2 separate regions of the Homo sapiens genome follow, and region 1 is linked to region 2. Evidence: read pairs that join two places in POLR2A ChIA-PET (ENCODE). Cell type or tissue: MCF 10A. All regions are shown on one strand.

Region 1 (8,000 bases), 410 kb before region 2:
ACATAAAAAGTAAAATTTAGAGAGAGAATTTTATTGAGAAAAAAATCCTAACAATCAGGCTCCCCACAAAACCAATTAGTAAAATATCTCTGGGGATAGGAATTAATATTTTTAAGGGTCCTAGATGATTCACCAGGTGCAGGTATGTTTGAGTACTACTGGCCTAGAGAGATAATACAGAGTAGAAAACAAGGAGACACTAGAAGGAAGAATCGGGAACTCTAATACCTAATGGCCTGATGGAGGAGGAGAAACTTGCAAAGGAACTAAAGAAGCAATGGCCAGAGAGATCAGTGAGAAATTAGGAGAATGCAGGGTTACAGAAGTCAAGAGGAAAAGGAAAAAGTTGTCACCAGTGCAACTTAGAGTGATGCTAAGGGTTAAAACATGAAAGGACTGAAAATATCCATTGCGGCTAATCACAGAGGGTCAATGATGACTCACTGGCATCTGTCTCTTGGTATGGTGTCAGAAGCAGCCAGATCAGGCTGAGGGCTGGGGTGGAATTGAGAACACCAAGTATTTGGGCCTCTTTTTAGAAGTTTGGCTGCAAAGAGAAGTCAATTGAGGAGATCATGGGGTAGATAAAGTTTTATTTATTTATGTATTAATATTTGTAAGTGAGAACTATCTGAGTCTGTTTGAGAGTTAAAAGTGAACAACCACTTTAATATACAAGATGATAGCATACATTTCCTGAGAAGCTGGAGGGAAAAAAATAAACTTAAATTCAGGTGAAGGGACTAGGTTTTGATAGGAAGAAGGAATGGCTCCTTTACTGTAACAGGGTGATATGGTTTGGCTCTGTGCCCCTCCCCCAAATCTTGTCTCGAATTGTAATCCCTATCATCCCCATGTGTTGAGGAAGGGACCTGGTGGGAGGTGATTGAATCACGGGGGCAGTTTCCCCCTTGCTGTTCTCCTTATAGTGAGTTCTCAGGAGATCTGATGGTTTTATAAGTGTTTGACAGTTCCTTCTTCACAGGCTCTCTGCCTTTCCTGCTGCCTTGTGAAGAAGGTACTTTCTTCTCCTTAACCATCTGCCATGACTGTAAGTTTCCTGAGGCCTCCACAGCCATGCAGAACTGTGAGCCAATTAAACCTCTTTTGTTTATAAATTACCCAGTCTCGGGTAGTATCTTTACAGCAGTGTGAAAATGGACTAACACACAGGGTGAAGGAGGAATCGGTTGAAGGAGAGGTAGATTTCCACGTGCGGTAGTGGGAAGAGGAGAGAGTTCTTGTGCGAGTTTCATCTTGTATATGAAAGCAACTTGAAATGTTTTTATTAACACATGTCCCTGGTTTGGCTTCAGAAGTTATGTTTCTCCTAAGGACAGTCTCATCCATGTGGCTTATCCATGAGCTGCTATCCATGTATGATAATTATCTTGTTGGCTGGAATTCCCTTCCAAAGTTTCTGCTCACCTATACACCATTAATACATTAATCCATCTAAGCAGGAGTTATTCCTTAGCTGACTAATTAGGGATTGTATCCCTGATATTAAAGCCCATACCGTCACACAAAAAAGGTTTGCCTGAGGCCAACTCTATGCCAAGTATGGCATTGACTGCAGAAAATTTAAAAAGTGAACAAGATGGAGAATTTGAAATTCGTTCTTACCCTGCTCTTACCAACACACTCATGATCTAGATAGAAGACTAATGTCTAGTAAGTAACTTTTAATGATTAAAGAGTTAAATCACTGCACGCACACTCTAAACACTAACTTTGTTGTTTCAATGGCATTCTTGCAGTATAAGCTTGGCTTTGGTAGCTTTTTAAAATACAGTAGTTTTTTGAGCATAAGATAACTTCTAAGGGAAGCACTGCAAGCACCAAAAGCCTTCATTATTGATGCCTACTGGAAAAAAGGGCAACAATTTTATGCTTCTTTAAAAAATTAGATGAAAAAGTACTTATTATTTAAATTACAAAATCTGCTGATTTAGGAGTATCCTTAAAGGTAATCTTTTCCAACCTCCAATCTAAAGCTTGAGGCTCCTCTGGTGTGAAGACAAGCTGCTTGGGGGCTGATGAAGGGAGTCTGGGGGCAGAGGTGTGGGGACATCAAAGAGGAAAGGTAGACTGGGAGAGCATGCTCCTAGTGCACAGACCCCTCCCACCCCATGCACACAAATACACACAGGGCTCCTAGTCTTTTTTTCCTTTTTTAGCCCAATTAGGACAGGAATCAATAGAAAATGAGTAAAAAGCAGACAAATACATGCATTTTCCTGTATTGTACTTGAGTGCTTTGCATATAATAACTTAATATTTACACATGAATAAAACAGCAACCTGAATGACCTTCTCTGCCAGCTGATAAGTGGACTTCTAGCATGTTAATAAAGTATATATATATAAACTTCTTCATCCCCTCTTATTGACTAGGACTGTTCACACAATGAGCTTAATACTGTGTGCCACGTATTGTGCTAGAGGATGCAAAGATATATATGATAATGCCTGCCCTTGGAAGCTCATGGTCTACTAAAGCTGTAGAGACCAAATATTTGCAACACAGAGGCCAGAGCTACCCTAGATGTCTCAGTGTGATTATGCTGCCCTGAAGGGATGAGGCAGGAGTGACCCGGCAATGTGGGTAACCACAGGTCCCGTGCTGGCCACAGGAGCATAGATAAAGTGTTAAGACTGGGGAAGTGCAAATATTAGTTGGGTGAGAGACATATGTTGGTAAGCCAGAGAAGAATCTAGATTGGCAATGACAAGGAGGGCCAGAGGTAGATGCCAGGAACTAGAGCAGAGGCCGAAAAATCAACATCCAAAAAATGAGACCTGGGCACTACAGTTAAATCAAAAAGCAGGAAAAATAATCTGGGTGAATACTTAAACCAGGAGGGCTTCTGCCCACTTGTGGCTTCCTGACCTTTCCCAATGTTTGGCACGTGCAGAATTGGCTCCAGATAAAATAGTAGAGTGGCCAGAATAGAAGAGTATTCAGAAGTAAAAGCAAGCAAGGGATTCAGGGAAACTTTCTGGTGGACTTTGATGAAGCAGATATCATAGAACTTTAGAAGGACTAGGGCTGTGCTCTTTAGGAAGATGACTCTAGGCATGGTTACCACTGCAAAAGCCTGATATGCTATGTAGTGTGTGCTCTGTGTGGAAAGATGTTTCAAGGGTCTTTGACTCTGCAGCTAGGACCCAGTTATGGACTAAGCTACATGTATTCACTATACACTGTTGGCCATGAATACTCCAGATCATGAATACACATAATGAAGTTATACCAATCTCCACCCTTGAGATGGATAGAGGGCAGGAAACTTCATTTGGGATATAGTCTGGTTCTCCCTTATTTTTACTTTGTCCCTTAAGTAACTCAATAGTCTTCTTGATGAGCGGGATACACATATATCTGCAAAAAGAAATAGAAATTAGATTCTCTTAGTTGCAGGTGAGATGGTTTTATCATCATGAGATAGCATTGTTTTAAATAGATAATTGGACTTAACATTTAATTATCACCATTCAGAGAGGCTTTGGATCAACTATGCTAAAATCAAAGATAGCACTTTAGGAAGACGCCTCACAGAATTGCTAGTGGCACTGCTCTTTGCAGATGGGTGTTTCACATCTACTTCATCTTGAAGACTATTCCAGGAAGCTAAATTTACCAAATGTAAATCTTCTGTGGATGCTTTCATCTAGGTTCAAATTATATAGCCATGCTTTATGGCAAAGAATTGTTGAGTCTCAATTTTCCATTTTTCCTTGAATTGTAGCAGACTTAAAATTACCTTCTGAGTAAAACCTTGGCCCCGTTTACAGGCACTTTCTCAGCTCTCCTTATTCAAAATTGGAAATGACCTTCTATTCAGGCCCACATTCTTTTATGATGCCTCAATTTTTACAGAAAAGGGATGATCCTCTCTCATCCCTGGCAACTGAGAACAGGGCCACCCCAGGGGCATGTAAGAGAGCTAATCTTGAACTCACTGTCAGGAAACCTTTCAAAAGCTCAGGTAAGAGATAGAATTCCTCTGGGGAAATAGTCGGCAACTCTCTTCCTCTAGATTCTGTGAAATCTAATCTTAACCTAAACCAAACAGCCAAAAGAATGTGCTCCGGCACAATGCCAGCAGGACCATTGCAAGAAATATCTTTGAGGGAAGAACATGATAGGCTTAATATAAAGTTGATATTGATCAGTATTTGATATTATAGTGCACAGTGTCTTCTGTAGGGAAATCCACCAAAGATTTCTCTCCTTAGGAATAGACAAGCGTGTGTGTCATTGAAAAAATGTTTAATTGGAGAGTATAATTTATTGCAAAGTGCATAAAACAGAACAGTTTGACAAATGAGCAGCCTTGTGAAGGCCCTCCTATGTCAAGCAGCCCCTTCCCTCCTCCCTTCTCAATCTTCTTTCTGCCACCTGAAATTTAGCCTTACCTTAATTCATATTGCGATGACTTCCTTGATTTTCATCATGTTTTCCTCAGCAATATAGTTTTTAAACTATTTGTATTGTGTGTGTGTATATATAATATACATGTGGAATCACTATATATATATATATATGTGTATATATATATATATATATATATATATACTTATCTGTTTATTTTGTTCAGTATTAAGATCCATTTAGCATTCCTGAATTTAGCTGTAGTTTGTTCCTTTTCATTGCTTATATTATTCCAGTGTACCAAAGTATCCTAATTTATCCATCCATTGTACATTTGGTAGATATTTGAGTAATTTCTTTTTAGGTGTTATTGGAAACAATGATGCTCTTAACATTCTTGTAATGCACATGAAATAATTTCTCTGGAATATGTACCTTATAATTTCTGGGAACTGAAATAAATATTTCTATATGTACATTATATGTATATATTTACTTATTTATATTTTTAGGAAAAGTATATATTTCTAAAGGACTAGTGTTCAGAATAGGCTTCTATTGTCCTTCTCTCCATCAGTGGATTGGTTTTACTCTTGTAAACAGTGATGAGTCCCTTTTTGCATTGGTTGCCAGAATAGTAAAAGCTACACATGTTGCCAGACTGTGCTCCATAGAGCATCATAGACATAGGGGCTGGGTGGATGGGGTGGCTCTGGACCTGCTGAAGAAGGAAGGTAGGAGTACGGTGCTTCCCCCTCATCTTGTTCATCCAAGCAGAACAGCTTTTACTATTATGAAATATTATTGGCATACAGGCAAGTATAGAGGATAATAACAAACTTGTTTTCATCCAGTATACATATTAGTTTTCTGAATATGTATTTAAGAAATGCTTCTATGGCTTTTATAAATGTAAACATCAGATCCAACTCACACAGAGAAAAAGTACAGAGGATCAGGAGACCTGACTTTGTTGATCTGGGTCTGGTGTGAGTCATTTCATCTGACTCTTCTTATTCCTTTTATTCTTGAGTGTTGTAAGGCTCAAATGACTGGATGATGTGGTCATTCCAAGAAATTCAATGAAGAATCTTTAGTAAAATACTAAAAAATATTCACAATAACATAGAGGTAACTATCCAAGACTCCTATGGCCTAGACTCTGGGGTCTGCACCAACGTAGTTATAATGTAGAGATTAATCTATGTACAGTGTTTAGGATTCTTGACATTATTATTTGACCCAGAGATTTTGCTCTTATATTTGGGGACATCTTAATCTATAACATAGTTACATTGTTTTCTGCTTAAAGATATGTCATTCAGATTAACTTTTATGCAGTACTTAAGAGTATGGACTTTGAAGTCAAATAAACTGAGTTCAAGTTAACTTGGGGAAACTTGCACAAGTCATTCAACATCTCTGAGGCTCAAGTTCCTTGTTCATGAAATAAGTTGATCATAATAGCTATTATGTTTGGTAGTCATAAAGATTAAAGGAGATCCTGCAAGTAAAATGTTCAGCATAGCATATGGCACAGTAACAAGCCAATAAATACTAGCTGGCATCAGATTATTCTGATTCATAGCCTACTCTTGTCCATAGCTCCTGTCATCACCTTGGATGACACTAATGTATATGATATGTATATGATACATATCATATACATATCGTTATACGTATATAATATACATAGCATTATATGTATATAACATACATATCGTTATATGTATGTTATATACATATCATATCATATACATATTGTTATATGATATGATATGTATACGTATACATATACATATGTATACGTATACATATACATATGTATACGTATACATATACATATGTATACGTATGTATACGTATACATATGCATATGTATACGTATACATATGTATACATATACATACACATATACATACGTATACATACACATATACATACGTATACATATATACACATACATATACATATATACATATACATACATATACATACACATATACACATACATATACATATACATACATATACAAATACATATACATACATATACAAATACATATACATACATATACATATAAACATACATATACATATATACAGATACAGATATAGATATACATATACAGATACAGATACAGATATACATATACATATACATATCATTATATGTACATGATATCATATCATATACATATCATTATATGTACATAATATGTATATGATAACATCATATACATATTATATCATATGTGTACATATCATATGTATATGATAACATCATATCATATACATAACATATCATATACATATCATTATATCATACACATATCATTATATACATATGTATATGATATAATGTATATGATATGTATATGATAACACCCAACACCCTAACTTCCCAGGTTCTTGATCTTTTCCTTTCTGGTAACATTTGCCTCTTCTACACTTCAGCTACACAGCAACTCCCTGGACCTTGTTAGAAATGGCATCACCTCTGGAATATCCCACTTAAGAATCACCATTTCCCTTCCTTTTTGTTTAAACAGCTATGTTAGTTTAGGAACACTAGCTGCTGCAACAGACAAAACACAAAATCCCAGTGCAATATGAATTTACTTCTCACAATATAAATTTTATATTTCTCACAATATAAACGTATTTCTCAACCTCTTAAAATTTAAACTGGGTGCTCCTGATTAGTGGGCAGCTCTCATCTAAGCAGCAGTTCCAAGATGCATGTTCCTTCTGTCTTGCGACTCTACCATCTTCGACATGTGGCTTCCAAGGGCCAAAGAAGGGAAAGGGGATAGAGAATTGCATATGGAAATTTTCATGGGTCAAGCCTAGAATTGGCACACAACACTTCCATCTATAGTCCACCAGCCAGAACTGAGACACATGTTCATAACAGACAGGAAAAAGAATAAACAGGGTTTAGTGAATATCTAGCCCGTCTCTTCCACTCTATTAACCCACCTAATCTTCAATTTTCAGCCTTATTGAGATATCTGATCCTTTTATCCTTTTCCTTCCTTTCATCTGCTCTCTCCTGGTTCCTGTCCTCCTATTCCAGCCTATTCCTCGTGACGAAGCACCTGAACTACCCTCTTTCAATGCCATCAACTCCCATATCCCTGAAAAGTACCAGCTATAGATCAATCTAACCACTCTCATTTCAGCTCTTCTAACTACGTTGCTGATTGCTTCCAGGAAAATACACACACACTGTAGATTGCTTCCACCAACACTTCATATTTTTCAGCAGCCAGCCACCTGATGTTGCTGAGTAATACTTGTGCATCTTTCTAATTAGTCCTCTTTTTCTTTCCCGACAGCAACTATATCAAATCAATCTCTAATCTCACTGAACTGTTATCTATTTATTTCCTTAAGTTTTAGTTTATAATTTCACTAACTATTATAAGGAAAATAGAAGCCAGCATCCCTAGCCTACAGAGAATGGTCACTACAGAGCTTTTAAAAGATGCAAGTGGCCGGGCGCGGTGGCTCACGCCTGTAATCTTAGCACTTTGGGAGGCTGAGGTGGGCGGATCACGAGTTTAGGAGATCGAGACCATCCTGGCTAACACAGTGAAACCCCGTCTCTACTAAAAAC
Region 2 (8,000 bases):
GTCCTCAAACTTCATTCTTCCCTTCAAATTTGTTTTGGTTGTTCTAATTCCTTTGCTTTTCCCTACCCATGCCAATTTCTACCAAAAAAAAAAGTGTTAGAATTTTTATTCGGAGATGTTAAATCCGTAAATTAATTTTAGGGAAAATTGGCATCTTAACAATATTGCATCTTCCATCCCACAAAATTGGTATATCTTTCCATAAAAGGGATTTTTTAATGTTATCTGGCATGTGCTGATTTCAGTAGCAGTCATCTGCAAAGTTATAAAGTAATAAATGTGTGCTTGTAAACGTTTTTTAGTTGTGTGTCTGTTTAAATACTATTGAAAGGGTTGCTGTTTGCTGATGATATGATTGTATAACTAAAAAGTCCTCAAGACTCCTCCAAAAAGCTCCTAGAACTGATAAAATAATTCAGCAATGTTTCCAGATACAAAATTAATGTACACAAATAAGTAGTTCTCCTATACACCAACAGCAACCAAGCTGAGAATCAAATCAAGAACTCAACCTCTTTTGCAACAGCTGCAAAAAATAAATAAATAAATAAATAAAATACTTAAGAAAATACCTAACCAAGGAGGTGAAAACTACAACGAAAACTACAAAACACTGCTGAAAGAAATCATAGACAACATAAAAAAATGGAAACACATCCCACACCCGTGGATGTGTAGAATCAATATTGTGAAGATGACCATACTGCCAAAAGCAATCTACAAATACAATTCAATTCCCATGAATTGAATTCTTCACAGAACTAAAAAAGAAAAAAAACCCCTAAAATTCACATGAAACCAAAAAAGACCCCACGTAGCCAAAGCAAGGCTAAGCAAAAATAACCAATCTGGAGGCATCACATTACCTGATTTCAAACTATACTATAAGGCCATAGTCACCAAAACAGCATGGTACTGGTATAAAAATAGGCACATAGAGCAATGAAACAGAATAGAGAACCCAGAAATAAACCCAAATACTTACAGTCAACTGATCTTTGACAAAGCAAACAAAAAACATAAAGTGGGGAAAGGACACCCTATATAACAAATGGTGCTAGGATAATTGGCAAACCACATGCAGGAGAATAAAACTGGATCCTCATCTCTCACCTTATACAAAAATCAACTCAAGATGGATCAGGGACTTAAATCTTGGACCCAAAACTATAAAAATTCTATAAGATAATATTGCAAAGGGCCAACTTTCATGTTTTGAGCATCATGGTAAGGACCAAAGCCACCCGTGTAGAGCCAAAAGCAGAGGGCTCATGGGAAGGCAAGTCCCTAAGAATTAGTAGAAATTTGGCAGTGGACCTCTACGGGCAGTAAAACTGATGGTTCAGGAGAGACACTATCTAGATCTCAGGGGCCAGAAGGTGACAGCTGAGTCATAGACTGATAGCCCCTTCCTGGAAAGAGAAATCCCCATTAGCCATGCCACCACGGATCTGTCCCCAGAGCGATAAAAGCACAACCATAGCACTTCAGAAAATCTGCCCACCCCTACTCCACATGATATGAGGCTCTAGAGCTTGGGATTGAAACTCATCGTCCTAGCAACTAATGATACACATGCACTCAACCACCTTATAATCATAAGCAGGTTTGGAAGGTTGCAGATGATGTGTTAGGGAGTCTCTCTCTTTTCCTTTCTTTTTCTCTTTCTACTTATTCTCTTTCCTTTTTATCTTTTTCTCTTCTGCTTTTCTCTCTTCCTCTTTCTTTCCCCCCTCACTCTCTCTTTCCTTCTTTTTAAATTTAAGTCCTCTTTTGATAAATATAAAAATCTTACATCTCCCTAACCATCCTCCCTCTGAGATTCTGGTATGTCCTTGAACGGTGTGTGTCTCGGCTAGGTGTGGTGGCTCACGCCTGTAATCCCAACACTTTGGGAGGCCGAGGTGAGTGGAGCACCTGAGGTCAGGAGTTTGAGACCAGCTTGGCCAACATGGCGAAACCCCATCTCTACTAAAAATACAAAAATTAGCTGGGCGTGGTGGCAGGCGCCTGTAATCCCAGTTACTTGGGAGACTGAGGCAGGAGAATCGTTTGAACCCGGGAGGTGGAACTTGCAGTAAGCTGAGATTGCTCCACTGCACTCCAGCCTGGGCAACAACAGCAAAACTCTGTCTCAAAAAAAAAAAAAAAAAAAAGAAGTGTGTGTCTCTCACCTCACTTCTCCCTTGTCATTTCACACTAAGCTGATGGACCAGGTGGAAAGTTCGCCTAGCTCTACTTGCGTCCCAAGATGTAGAAAAAACTGTTCGGTTCTGAGGGTTGCTGAATTGTTCCCTTTTTTTTTTTTTTTTTTTTTACGTGGCCAGACTCAATCCACAATCTCTGGGTCAGCCAGAGTAAGGGTTGGAATTGTTCATAGGACAAGGATTCTCTTTTATTTTTAGTAGCTTCCTTGCTGAGAAACTTTCAGTAGCTCCTACCTTTCTTATGTCCATTAGGAATTGAGCAACAGGATAACAAAATGCATCCTCCAGCTGGGACTTGGACTCTACCTCGACAAAGGAATGAAATTAGTGTATCCACTACAACCAGCAAACGAGAACTATCTTAGCTTGCTGTCATAGTCCTTGCTTCTAGGAATGACTCTGGTTGTCTGCAAAAGCATTCTTCTTGCCCACAGCCCTGTGAAGAATAACTTCCTTGAGGACTAAGGTGCTGTTGTTCGCTGACAGTCCTCCTGCCTGGCTTTAACCTGTTCAACATCTTCATCGGTGAGTTGCTGGAAAACACAGAAAATCATGGAATCATGCTAGTCAATATGGCAGAGAGGATCAGTGCTTACCAGGTATTTCATGTTTTCCAACCTGTACTTCCCAGCCTCCCCTGAAGTTAGGTTGGGGTCATGTGACTGATTCTGGCCAAGGGACTATGAGCCAGGCACTTCCTCCACCTTATTTTTCCCCCACAGCAAAGACCTTGGGGGCCCTGTGTTCCAGATGGCTCTTTCAGAGAGAAGAGGGCAGCCGGACCCCTACTGGACTTCACATAAATGAGAAATAAACCCTTGGGTATTAAGCCATCAAGGCTTAATAGGGTTTTGTCGGTTAGGGCAGCTAAGGTTAATTATGATAATGACTGTAGCCAAACTTCACCACAGCTGAGAAGCAGTCTCTTGGCACAATGCCAAGTCAGACTGAGTAGTGCCTTCAGCCATCAAGTGCTGTTAGCTAAAATGGAGGGAGCCAATGGGGATGTCTTTTTGCCTTAGATTCTTCCAAACTAGCAGTGAAATTCAGCTCAGTCACCACTCAGAGAACGATGACGAAGGGTAGTGAAAGCAGCCTTTGTGTCATGATATAAATGGTGTCTTGAAACAGAAACTTCAGCAACCCCTGTAAACAAGAACTCTATCCCATACTTGTTTACTATACTTTGGATTGCAGCCTGGAGGAATAGAAACTTCTGCCTTCCCTTGGGTGGAACCCAGCTAAGCAGGCTTCACTTCCAGAGGTATACTAGGTTCCCATTCATGCCAAGAGGTGACATCAAAACTTCTGCAACAGGAGAAAGCAGTGAAGTAAGTACTTGCCTCTTGTTACTGCCAATCTGCAGCTTGTTATCATGGAGGAGGGAGAAGCCCTCCTCAGCTGGAAGACTGGAGGTGGTTTTCATGATTCACTGGTTACATAATACTGTCTCCCTTGGAAATCATACTGTAATAGGAATACTGGCAGCTCTACCTTCCCCACCAGCACCACCATCAATAGATAAATAGATAAAGCGCTCTCTCTGGCTCCAAGCTTACCTTAGTTTTGCCTTGCAGCAATCACAAAGAATGCATCAGATGATTGCATCAGGGCTAGAGTCTTCCTCAAGAGGAACAGATATTATCTACAAGAAGAATTAGGAAGCTGCAACTTAACCATATTTCCTCTTAGACAAGGATTGCTCTTTTTTTGGAGTGGTGCTGAACCCATCTATTTGGAGCTAACTGCTTACATAGCAAAGTGAGCTCGGAGAAGGAAGAGACTTTTAAACAGCACAATAGACTCAAAATGGCAGAGACATGCACGTTGAAAAGGAGAAGAAATACTCAGGACAGTTTTCTGCTCACCATAGAGCTCAGGCATTTTAGAATTTTTTCAGATTTGAGGTGCAAAGAACAAAAGACAAGTTAGCCAAAATGACAGCCTGATGTGACAGGACCAAGGAACAATTTTGTCAAAATGGGCTTTTCTTTTTGCCATTTTGCCCGTGCGGCAGCTAAAGCTCATTGGTGCTACTTAAAAGAGACCAGTTCCAAGGAGTCCTCGGTGCCTCCAGGCAGTCCCCTGAAGAGTACCCTACTTTCTCCCAAGCCCTTGTAGCGTGCACTGTGTGTACAGTTTTAGGTCTGGATACAGGTTTCCACTGGGAAAGCCTGGCTGGGCGGTGGCCTCAAACAGTCGTACCAGGCATCCTTTTTCCAGGTTTCTCCGCAGGAGGCCAAGGCCGCAGAGATCACTCCCTGCACCGCTCTCAGGCCGCCTTCTCAGCAGGATGCCTGGCTGTCATTCCTTCTCTAGCTCCAGCGCCCCCTATAGCCTGAAGGGGATCAGCTCATCCGTGGAATGAGAACGGTTGTTCTGACATTGGACCACAGGCACGGTGTTCAACTGTGTGCCTCGTCCAGAACCAAGTTTGTTTACTTAGAATTCCAGACATGGTGAAGCCAACAAACATTATAAGGTATATTGACAGATGAAGTGATGTTCTATCTGGGGTTTGTGTGAAAATAACCAGGGTACTGGGGATAGGCAAGGGTGAGGGGTAGGTAGAGGTTATAAAGTGATCGCTAGTTGACACTTACTGAAACTGTGTGATGAGTACATGAGGTAATATCCTTATAGGATGGTTGTGTGGATCACAGGCAAATGGATGTGCCTCAGTAAACAGTTGCTATTATCCTCACTTTACACTCGATGATGTGAGATTCAGAGAGGCTAAGTACTTCCCTGAGCTCCCAATCCAGGCCATATGTATCTCATTCCGAAGTCTATGCACTTGGCCCCTTAGCTATTTCATACATACCCAGTTCCCAGCAGAGTGCGTGCCACACAGGCCACAACTAATCACTTACTAGGTGCCAGCCACAGTGTTAAGCACCTTGTGTGGATTACCATATTTATCACAACAGCCCTAGGATCAGGTACCATTAGTACATACAGCCTTTTACAGATGAGGAGGCTGGGGTAGTAGGGGATTTGAACGTTTTGCCCCAGGAAAAAGTCAGTCAGGCGTGGGACTAGGATTGGAGACCTGGTCCTCTGACTCTAGAATCCGCCCTCCTAACCATGGTACTGGGTTAATGCTCTCTCTGGGTTAGACTGTGTGCAGAGCCATTTCAAGGGGAGGGCAGGTTGTGGAGATGGCCCTGGGTGATCTCTGGGCTGTCTTTGGAAACTACCAACAAGAATTGAGTTGTTTAGAAACAATCAACAATTATCCCCTTCTTGATACCTTTCTTACCATCAGGACTAAGACAACTTCCCCTGGTCCCCACCATTGTCCAGTCTCTATGTGTCTGTTTCCTCTGCTCTTTTCCAGGTTTCCATGCTGTTCCCCCATTTGGCTCCTTTTTTCCCTTTCAGGGTTGTATTTGCCTAATTCTTCCTCACTAAGAGCGCTGAGTGGACCGAAACCTGGTTATGAAGTCAAATATCTCAGTGATTCATCCAACTATCATTAGAGTGACAGACACTGAGCAAGGTGCTAGGATTGCAGAGATTAAAGACTGGCTCGCAGTCTAGTGCCACAGACAGAATTTAATTCACAAATATCTACTGAGCACCTACTGTAGGCCAGGGCCTCTTGTAGAAGCCTGGGACACAGCTTAGTCCAGGCAGAGTCCCCCTTCCCAGCGCTTTCATTCAAATTGAGGAGTATGGGGTAAACATCCTATGAAAAGTATAAAGCAGAAAATGGGATCACAGAAGGTAAACCAATAATTGTAATAAACTTAAGTGCTGTTCTTTTGTTAGAAGCAAGAGCAGGTGTTCCAGAAACACAAGGAAACAATGCCTGCACTGTCCTAAGACGTGGGGAAGACTGTTGAAGACGGCAGACAGCCACTAGGCAGTGTGCATAGCAAGGAGTCAAGGCCTGGAGTTGTGTGACAGGGCAGCACAAACCAGTGTGTGTCTGGAGCTAACAGTGGAATCTGCAGCAAGACCACAGAAAGCCCTGTCTGCAGTTGAAAGGTGCCTGGACTCTACTGTTGGTCTGTTTCCTAAACTTGCCTGACATGAACCACCAGGGTACTTGTTAAAAGCTGTTCCCCAAGTTCTATACCAGATCTACAGAATCAGAATCTTCAGAAAAGAGGCTTTGAATCAGTACTTTTAACAAGCCCTCAGATGGTTCTTATGATCAGGCAAGTTTGGAAACAGCCTGGGAGTGATGCCGGCCATGGAAATTAATTCTGGAGCAGTTCTGAACGGTGAGTGCCTTGATCCCTGGAGGCCCCCTCCCCTTACAGAACTCCACTTCCCTAAACCTCCATAAGCACCTGCATGGTGAGTAGAGGGTGCTGTGCTGACCTGGCCAGCAGACTTCTAGGCCTCTTGACCTAGTAAGGCTGATGTAACCTTTGCCACCAGAAGCATTTTTGCAAATCAGTGTATTTCCACAAGCAGAAATCTAATAACAGACATAGAAAAAAATGGAATATATTCTATTGCTCTTTTTTACTGTTTTCTCTTTTCTTTTTATCAGATGATAAGGGCTGTGTTTGCAAGGTGCGCTAGCTACAGACTGACTGAACATTGCAATGATAAAAAGGACAGAGGAAAGCAAGAGGGTACATCTGGGAGGAGACATTAAAGTGGTGAACGGAAATGTTTATGGGTCAGAAAATCACAGTTGTAGCCATTTGGCATAGTGTTCTAGAACATGCCTTGATGAAGAGATAAATAGAATCTCAATAGAATCTCCTTCTTCTAGCATCTTTATGAGTACTGGCAAAGCTTCCTTACAGAGAGCGCGATGAGTGATTTGACAATACAGATTCTATACCTGCTGTGTAAGTGGGCTAGGGATTAGATTTCATAATGCCCAGTTAGTGTTGCTAAAGCTTCCTATGATGGAAAAATGCTCTCTATTTTGGGTACCTTGGCTCTGGACAGTTCAGAAAGGATTAGTGAAAAATTCTATTGCAATTCTTGGTTAATACAAAGAAAAAGTTGGGGGAGGGAGGAGAGAAAAGAGAAAGGAGAAAGAGAGACAATGCCAAAAAATGAAAACTCATTTTAGCTCTTCTATTAAAGCCAGATGTATTTTAGGCCCTGTTTCTAGGCAACTGCATTAATGATAATATTCTTGAATCCTTTTTTTAAAGACTCACAACTGTCAGAGTCAGTAAAGGTCAGAAGGTAATTATAAAGTAATAAGAATGACATCCGAGAGGCAGAAGTGCTCCAGCATCACTGGAGAAGCATTGACATTTCATACTTTGCATCCATTTTCGGAAACTCTAGGAACCTCCTTGGGGCACTTCATCATGCCCCTTTGACAAGATCACTGACCCAGTCAAACCTGAAGAGGACACTGGCATTTAACCTGTTCTATCATAACACCTCTCAGATCATCACTGGGGATTGATGAAGTTCCCACGGTGTGCATCACCCTCTGCTAGCTATTAGGAAAGGTGTGTACCAAACAGCTAAGACAATGTCGAAGCAATAAAGAACTTTATAACTGGAAATTGCCTTGGAGAGCAGACCAATAGTCTCAATATATAGATAAGGAAACTGGACCCAGAGACAGGAGGAGGGGAAAGGAGGGAAGAAACAAAAATCTATTAAGTGCAATGGATGTGCCTACTCTGAGTTCACTGAAGATGGAGCAGATCTTCTAACCAGTGTTCACTTTGCTATTGTGTGTGTGGCCTTGGAACAAAGAAGGAAACTGACGTTTATTGAGTTCCTCAAGTACTTTGCTACTCTCTTTATTTACATTATCATTTGATTTTCAGAATTGCATAGGGTTTATAGGCATCATTC

The links. Peaks named below come from ENCODE experiments on the same cell type or tissue, not always from the same donor. Only the 100,000 strongest peaks of a DNase experiment are listed, where the experiment ranks them.
Region 1: POLR2A ChIA-PET joins it to region 2 with 6 read pairs; 2 of 35 experiments call an interaction of 5 or more read pairs at or near these places.

The regions. Positions count from the first base shown.
Region 1 is chr11:110,889,016-110,897,015 of GRCh38, reverse strand. No RefSeq gene overlaps it. Among named protein-coding and RNA genes, the nearest start is that of ARHGAP20, 180 kb to the right of the region's middle. In MCF 10A, no CTCF peak of the experiment used is centred here; no DNase peak of the experiment used is centred here.
Region 2 is chr11:110,475,135-110,483,134 of GRCh38, reverse strand. No RefSeq gene overlaps it. Among named protein-coding and RNA genes, the nearest start is that of FDX1, 49 kb to the right of the region's middle. In MCF 10A, no CTCF peak of the experiment used is centred here; a DNase peak (open chromatin) is centred at 3,604.